Linked DNA regions of Mus musculus: regions 1 and 2 are each linked to region 3. Evidence: chromatin loops called from intact Hi-C (ENCODE). Cell type or tissue: gastrocnemius. All regions are shown on one strand.

Region 1 (2,500 bases), 450 kb after region 3:
AAAACCAAAACATATGTATGGGTAAATGTAAGACATGACCTAGAAAATCCAATGCAAAGCAAACAAACAAACCCCACAAGACAATGTTGTTGTTGTTTCTTTAAAGGCTGACTGTGAAGCTGAGATCGTTTTATTACAGCAGTCTGTACCTCTGCTGAAACACTAAGCCCTGATACATTTTACACATAATGTGGCCAATGTAGCCCCAAGGCTCTTGCAAAAAGACTTATCAATAGGCACTCAACTTGAAACAAACAACAGAACCCAACTGAGAACGTCAATTTCCCAGAAATCTTAGGTCTTTAAGTTTTCTCAAACACCTGGAAGATGGTCAGCATCCTCCATCCTTAGTCTACAGACAGAAATTACGATTTGGCCACTCTGGAGAGGCCTTCCTTTTGAAGGAGCCCTAGGTTGTCCTAATACATTCAATTGTGAGAGCCAGTGCATCTACGGGAGAGACTTAAACGTGAGGTTCTTTTGTTTTGTTTTGTTTTTTGTTTGGTTTTGGTTTTTTCGAGACAGGGTTTCTCTGTATAGCCCTGGCTGTCCTGGAACTCACTCTGTAGAACACGCTGGCCTCGAACTCAGAAATCCTCTGCCTCTGCCTCCCAAGTGCTGGGATTAAAGGCGTGCGCCACCAATGCCCGGCGCTTTCTCTTTTTTTCCCTTTTCTTCTTCTTGTTTGTTTTGTTTTGTTTTTACGATTATGTGTATGAATGCTCTGCCCTCCCGTATATGTGTGCACCGCCTTGGGCGCCGGGATCCCCTGGAACTTAAACTGCAAACAGTTGTGAGCCACCATGGAAGCGCCAGGACCCGAACCCGGGTACTCTGCAAGAGCAAGCGCTTGCTCCAAGCCGCCGTGGGTTTCGCGTTTCGTAATTCGAGTTACTGGAGAGTAACCAACTTGGAGTGAGGTGGTCGGCGCCATCCATGGCATTCTGGCATTCTCGCTCGCTCGCGCCTCCCGCTGGCCGCTACGAAGCTCGATCTGGTGGCAGCCCCGAACCACCCGCGACCGCTTCGCGCTGAGCAGCAGGGAAGAGGCGGAAACGGAACTGATGTCACCCTAACTCCGAGAGCGCTCCATCCCCAGTGACCACCCTTCCTTCCTTCCTTCGCTGGGCCCGGCCGGAAGCGGAAGTGGCTAAGGGGTGGAGGGGAGTTGCGGGAGGAGTGTCAGGTTACGCTCCGGCTCTGTTCGGAGTTCCAGTCGCGGTCGCCCGAGCCAGGTAAAGCGGAGCTCGGCGGGCGAGCGAGCGCGCGATCCGAGAGGGCGTGACTCGCGATCCCCGGGGGTCCGACCCGGCCTTTCCGGCTTCCTTGTGTCCCTGCAGATTCCCAGCCATGGGCAACACGAGCAGCGAGCGCGCCGCGCTGGAGCGGCAGGCGGGCCACAAGACGCCGCGGAGGGACAGCTCCGGGGGCGCCAAGGATGGGGACAGGCCCAAGATCCTCATGGACAGCCCTGAAGACGCCGACATCTTCCACTCCGAAGAGATCAAGGTGCTGAGTGGAGGGGCGTCGGAGCCCTCTTGACTCACGGGGAGGGTCCCCCTTTGCTGTAGTTCCCGCCACATTCCCAGCGTCACACCTTGGGGGGGGGCGGGGGAGGTGGCTCTGTCATAGCCCTCTTTGCCGTTCTGGGACTTGTGCCTAATTACCGATGGGAGGAGAGTCACCCTGGGCTTGGTTGAACATCATTAAGGAGAAAGCAGCTCAGGGACCGCGTTTGAGATCCTTAATTAATTAAGAGTCGAGCTAAACTGTAATTGAGCACCCGTGTCGACTTTTCTCTTCGGTGTAATTGATTGCGCGGCTTGGAGACACTTCAGGCCGACCGGCTTTTGCAAAAGTTGGGTTGGGAGTTCTAGTGTTCTTTTTGGCGGTAAAACGGGAGCACATACGTTAAGCTGGAAATGAAGTTGACTAGCTGACTGCCAGAGGTGTTTGGTTCTGACAGTTTCAGTCCACCCTGCTCACTTTATTTTAGATCCGGCAATTCCACTGGAGGAGGTCAGTGACCGAGAGTCACTCTGAACGCCAGCCAGCAGCTAATTACCCCCACTTCTCTCCCACGTTACTGAAATAATGCCTTGGACTTTAAGCAGACCAGAGCAAACAGATTTTTGCAGGCCAAGCTGAAAGTTCCTGCCTGAGCCACATTCTCTTAAAACCACAGTGAGGTGGCCAGTGCTTCCGGCTACAGGGCCCCAGTCCAAGGGCATTTGGTGATTCTAGGAGGAAAGAAGCTAATTGCTCAGAATAAACTACATTCAGGAACGTTGGCGCTCACCAGCCTGGTCTCTGTTACTTGCCGGGTTGCCAACTAATCCCCATTACTTAAACAGGCTAATTGCCTGGCCAGCTCACTCCGCTTTCACTCCCCCACCCCCACCCCCTAACTGGGCTACATAACCCACATTACTATTCTCCAGATCTTAATTTTGGGTCTGACTTTAAAAGAGCCTGCTTTTGCCAGGGAGTGGTGGCACAG
Region 2 (2,500 bases), 240 kb after region 3:
AAAGTGCCATCCTGAGGAAGGCACCTGAGACATCCCACCCCAGGAGCTCTGTGGTCACACTCTAACCAGCTCTGGCCAGCTCTTTTGTCCCTTAGTTTTCTTCTACTCACCAGCAGCGTAGGGTCAGCTCCCGTATGTACGATTAGATGCTCTCCATAGGAAAGTCAAGGCTGAGAAGCTGGCTATGACTGGTAGGCTGGGCTAGTTCTTGGCTGAAGCAATCCAAGGACGGAAGGCGTTCTTTGGGCTCACAGTTTGAGGGTGATCAGGCTGGCTATCCTGTATCCTTGAGTGTGTGCCGGTTCCCCCTCAGGAGCCGTGGCAGGCATTGCTAATTGGTTACAGAAAAATCTCTCTAATGAGACCGGATCTCGGGGTGCTCCAGCCAGTCTTTAAGGCTGGCAATGGAGTAGAAGCCCTTGCTTCCTTGATCAGGCTGCCTATGGCTCTCATGTACCCTTGAGTGTGCTGATTCCTCCAGGGGCTGTGCCAGACATTGCTAATCAATTACAGAAAAATTTCTCTGATGAGACTGGACCAGGGTGCTCCAACCAGTCTTTACTTTGCTCCCTCAAAATCTTAGTGCATTCCCCGACGCGTGGAATTTAAGCTCTATCCTAGAACCTATTTCCTTAAGCTCATCCAGGGTTATGAAGGACATCCCTGAGCCCTTCACTGAGACTTGGGTTGGTTACCAGCATCTGACGGCTGTACCATTGATCCCTCATAGCAAGTCTTAACTCCTGAGCCATCTCTCCAGCCCATAGCTGGTCTTTCAGACAAGCATGGTTTGTTATCTTTTTAAACTGGCGAACGGGCTGTTGGCACGGGTCTTAGTCTCTGGCTGGTGGGGGACTTGCAGGAGCCGGCAGCCGATTTCCATTTCAATCAAGCAGAGAGCTGAGAGAGGCAGATCAAAAGAAAATGGAATTTGATCGAAAGCCATGGCTTCTAGTGCCACCTACCGGTACATCTTCACCTCGCTGCCCTTGCTGACCTGGAAGCCCTTTGTAGTTAGTTACCCAGCTGTCTAGTTTGGAAATATTCTCATACGCTCTCTAGAATTCTTTGTTTTTAACTCGCGGTGACATGATTCCGTGGGTAAAAGCCCCAAGTACTCGTGACATAGTGGCAGGAATCTCTGCTTGGTAAGCCTGGTTAAGCTCCCTGTACCAAGCATGGAGTTTCTCACGGTGTCCGATGAAGACCAGGCAGGCACTGCTTTGGAGCCCTGATAGCTTGCAGGGACAAGGAACAGGAGGAGCAAGGGTGTGTGTGTGTGTTTGTGTGTTGTCTACGGCTGGCAGTGATGGAGATGGAGACTGCCGCCAGGCGTGGAAGGAAGACAGCTTGAAGAAATCTTTAGGAAGTAAGACGATCACTAGGGGCAGCTGTCGGAGCCGGAAGCTACCACAGGCCACAGTTTTCCACGAGGGTTTAGCCACGTCCCAGTACAGAAGGTCACAGCTCGCTGACTCCTGTGTCAGATGAGGGTCACAGGAGCAGGAGGCTGCGCTCCATACCGGTGTCTTCCTGACCTTGAGGAAGTCACCCTGTCTCTGGGTCCTGTGGTTCCCTTTTGGCAAGGTAGGAGTAAGGATGCCCGTGAGGTGAGGAGGATTCCTTGCGGGGGTGGGGGCGGTAAAACTAAACCATTGAAGCTGGGACAGAGAAGAAGGAAGGATGCTCCACAGATACACAGTAGGTCCGCACATGAGGGGCACATGGAACATGCCTGTCCCCGCATGGCCAGCTTGACCCCTTGGCATCTGCAAACCTTACCACATTAGCAGTACCATGTCCCCTTCATAATTAATAAGTACCCCCACGGTCAGCTGTCTCTCCTCACAGTCTGAAACAGCAAGGAGAGCTCAGAACGCAGACAGCAGGGGCTTCTTTCCTCCCCAGGGCTATGGCCCTTTACCACCCCCAAAACTCCGTGTTCTAAACAGGAACTCCCTTATAGCTCCCCACCACCACACATCAAGAAGACAGTCCCCTCTTCTGTCACTTCTCTCCTCTCCTTCAATGTCCAGGCGTGACGGCATGTCCCCTGGGTTCATAAGAAGGTGGGGGAAGGGGAGGGCCACCGGCCCTGGGCAAAGAGGTTTGTGATGAATTGAACTCAACAGAAAAATTCATATTTCACTTTGTAGCGTGTGCTGTGGCCAAGGTCCTTCATGCCCCTCACCGGTGTGTCCCAGGTACCCTTTATGTGGCTCTGATTGTTAGTTTTTATTTGTTTGTTTGTCTCTTGTCAACTTGACACAAACCTCGACCCTACCTAGGAAAAGGAGAGCTTAATTAAGAAAAGGCCTCTATAAGATTAGCCTGTAGGCATGAGTGCCGGGGGGGGGGGGGGTCCCGCAGGGGCGCATTTTCTTGATTAATGATTGATTTGCAAAGTCCCTGCCCACTGTAGGTGGGGTGGGTCATCTCTGAGCAGGTGATCCTGGGTTCTGCAAGAAATCTCTGTCTTTTCAAACAGCCTCCCCTCCCC
Region 3 (2,500 bases):
CCTGCCCCAATTATAAAAGGAGATAACTTGACTTCATTTAACTGCAGCCTGTGCGTTTGAATTTAATTGAACGGGAAATAATTATTCCTGAAGAGCAGTGGAGTTTTTTGAGGTTCTGCGAAGCGATGTAAGATATGTATCTTGTTACATTAGACCCGAGCAAATACACTTTTAATAATCGGCATCTACTTAATGCAGCTTCTGCCTCCTGAAATTTACAGCAGGAAGTATAGACGGGGTGGACTGGGAAGAGAGTGGGTTGGACTGCCAACTCATTATTTTTAAAGTGATTTATTTACCGAGGTGAACCATTTGCAAATTCAATAATAAATCTATTAAGGGGCAGTTAACCCCTATAAACCTTGTTTTAAATAATCAATTGGTGTTTGGGTAACTACAGTGTCTGTCTCATTAGGCATGCATTAAGTCTCTGAGACTTTTAATCTGAGGTGTGACCGAATCAGCCATGAGGTGACAATGAGATGTTCACCGTGGGTCCTGGGTCCTTTCCCTTTCTCTGGCTGTGACAGCCCAGGAGCCAACGGACTCTCTCATACCTGGCTTTTCCTTTCTCACAGTGCCTCTCAAGACAGAGACCCGACACCACCACCTTCCTCCAGGGGGAAAAAGAAAAAGAAGAAATCAACCAGGAAAAAGAGGAGGAGGTAAGGATCCTGACGAGAGATGAGATTTCAAAGACTCAGACAGGAGAAGAGACAGAAAAGGAGTAATAAGTCCAACTGTGACTCCACCTTGGGTTCAAATCCCTTCTCGGCCTCTTAGCTGCCTGTGGGACCTTAGACTTCACTTTTTGTGGCTTCTTTCTCCCACCTTCTTGTTAAAATGATAGTAATTTTGGACAGCCTCTTGGAATTTTCGAGAATTAGCTGAGAAAAGTCCCTGGGTATGGTGGCTCCTGCCTGTCATAGCACTTGGGAGTCTGAGGCAGGAGGATTGCTGTGAGTTTGAAGCCAGCCCGAGTCACATGGTGCATTCTAGGTCAGCCTGAGATACAAAGAGGAAAAGGCGGAGGGAAATATGGAGGCAGCTGACACGGTGTTTAGCAATCATGTATGACCAATTAATATGAAGCAGTTATTATAGCAGATGTTGAACTGGGATGGCTGTAGCGTATGGTGTGCAGGGGCTTGTGCGCAGCACCTTGGTACAACCTTTCTTTCGCTCCTGGCCTCACTCCGCAAGGGAAATATTATGCCCATTTCAGAGATGAATGATAAAGGCTCCCAGGATGGGATGACAGAATCTACCTTGGACTTTATTCCTAGGATTCTCTCTTGACCCAGGGTTAGTATCTCATATTACTACCAGCGCATGGCTCTTTTAGGCCTCGTGAATGTCTTGGTAGACACACGTCTTTTAATAAGTTTTTTATTTTTAAAAAATATTTCCGGATTCCCTTGTCAACTTCCAGTTTAAAAAAAAAAAAAAAAACCTGTGTAGAATTTAAGTTTGGCTACAGGGGATCGCACCAAATCTCCCGGGCGGTGTTTATAAACGCCTGCAGGGGGCAGCAGAGAGCAATGCTGAGCCGCTCAAACCTGGGCCCCAGGTTTGCAGGGGTTTCTCCATCATCTGCTTAGTTTAAGGACCGGCCCAGATGGGGCGAAGGGGGAGTGCGGTGACACCCAGTGACCCAGCCATTGTAAGGTAGGGGGTGGACTCGAGTTTCCCGATTTTCGAAGTGTGCAGAAGATAGAGGAGGAAACAGCGCACGCTGTGGAAAATTGGGGCTGCACTCTCTCAGAGGGAACCCCCCGCCCCCTCTGAGAGGCCACTGCTTGCTCTCCTCAGTCCTCACCTCTCCTAACTGTCTGCAGGAAGCCTGATTCCTACATCTACCCTCTTAAAGAGGCTCACACTGGACCTGAGTTTCAGCCTCTTGCTAGCCTGTTGGAGACAAGCTATGATTCCCTCAGGGGCCTGAGCCTGTAGGTCAGGCTGAGTCAACCCCATGGCCCCAGGGAGGGTAACTGTTTCCCAGGTGCCCCTTGGTGGCTTCACCCATGCTATGATGTTAGGGACACAGGCTTACCCCAGAGATAGCAGAGAACAGACCACGGAATACAGAAGAGGCAGAGGTTTTGGAGGAAAGCCACGGATGAGACCAAGAAAGCCCTTTAGATTGATTTAACTAAGAGGATAGCCATTGACTGATGCTGTTATAATGAACAAACCTCCGGGATAGAGAGAACTCTGTTTGAATCCCATACCATCCCTGTCTGGGCTGCGTGTCTTTGGGCAGATCACTTTACCTCTCTGAATCTCACTTTTTTTTGGGGGGGAGGGGGTCTGGAAAAGGAGAATAGCAATTATATCTACTTAAGTGTAGGGCACATAATATCCAACACAAATGCAAGCTACTATCAGTATGTGGGTTGGTCCTGTATATGGTCCCCCCCAAAAACTGAAGTATTATGAAGAAGGGACCCATGGAAATATGTCTGTCTCCCTGCAGGTCCCCGTCCTACAGCCCATCACC

The links. Peaks named below come from ENCODE experiments on the same cell type or tissue, not always from the same donor. Only the 100,000 strongest peaks of a DNase experiment are listed, where the experiment ranks them.
Region 1: a loop joins it to region 3, with 2.3 times the contacts of the local background. A loop is called at or near these places in 3 of 42 quality-filtered maps.
Region 2: it touches region 3 in a loop (12-fold over the local background); 23 of 42 quality-filtered maps call a loop at or near these places.

The regions. Positions count from the first base shown.
Region 1 is chr5:116,023,100-116,025,599 of GRCm38, reverse strand. Prkab1 (protein kinase, AMP-activated, beta 1 non-catalytic subunit) reads left to right here and starts at 1,172. Exons shown (of 7, transcript NM_031869.2): 1 at 1,172-1,509. The coding sequence starts at 1,351. In gastrocnemius, a CTCF peak has its summit at 973 (motif pointing left); DNase peaks (open chromatin) are centred at 1,054 and 2,286; H3K4me3 peaks cover 2,310 bases; H3K27ac peaks cover 2,452 bases.
Region 2 is chr5:116,230,427-116,232,926 of GRCm38, reverse strand. All of the region lies in intron 1 of Ccdc60 (coiled-coil domain containing 60), which reads left to right. It overlaps Gm36502 (a long non-coding RNA gene), which reads right to left and starts at 857. Exons shown (of 4, transcript XR_001784946.1): 1 at 111-857. In gastrocnemius, a CTCF peak has its summit at 968 (motif pointing left); a DNase peak (open chromatin) is centred at 914.
Region 3 is chr5:116,475,224-116,477,723 of GRCm38, reverse strand. Srrm4 (serine/arginine repetitive matrix 4) reads left to right here. Exons shown (of 13, transcript NM_026886.3): 3 at 579-665; 4 at 2,477-2,500. Among named protein-coding and RNA genes, the nearest start is that of Srrm4os, 38 kb to the right of the region's middle. In gastrocnemius, a CTCF peak has its summit at 1,513 (motif pointing right); a DNase peak (open chromatin) is centred at 1,563.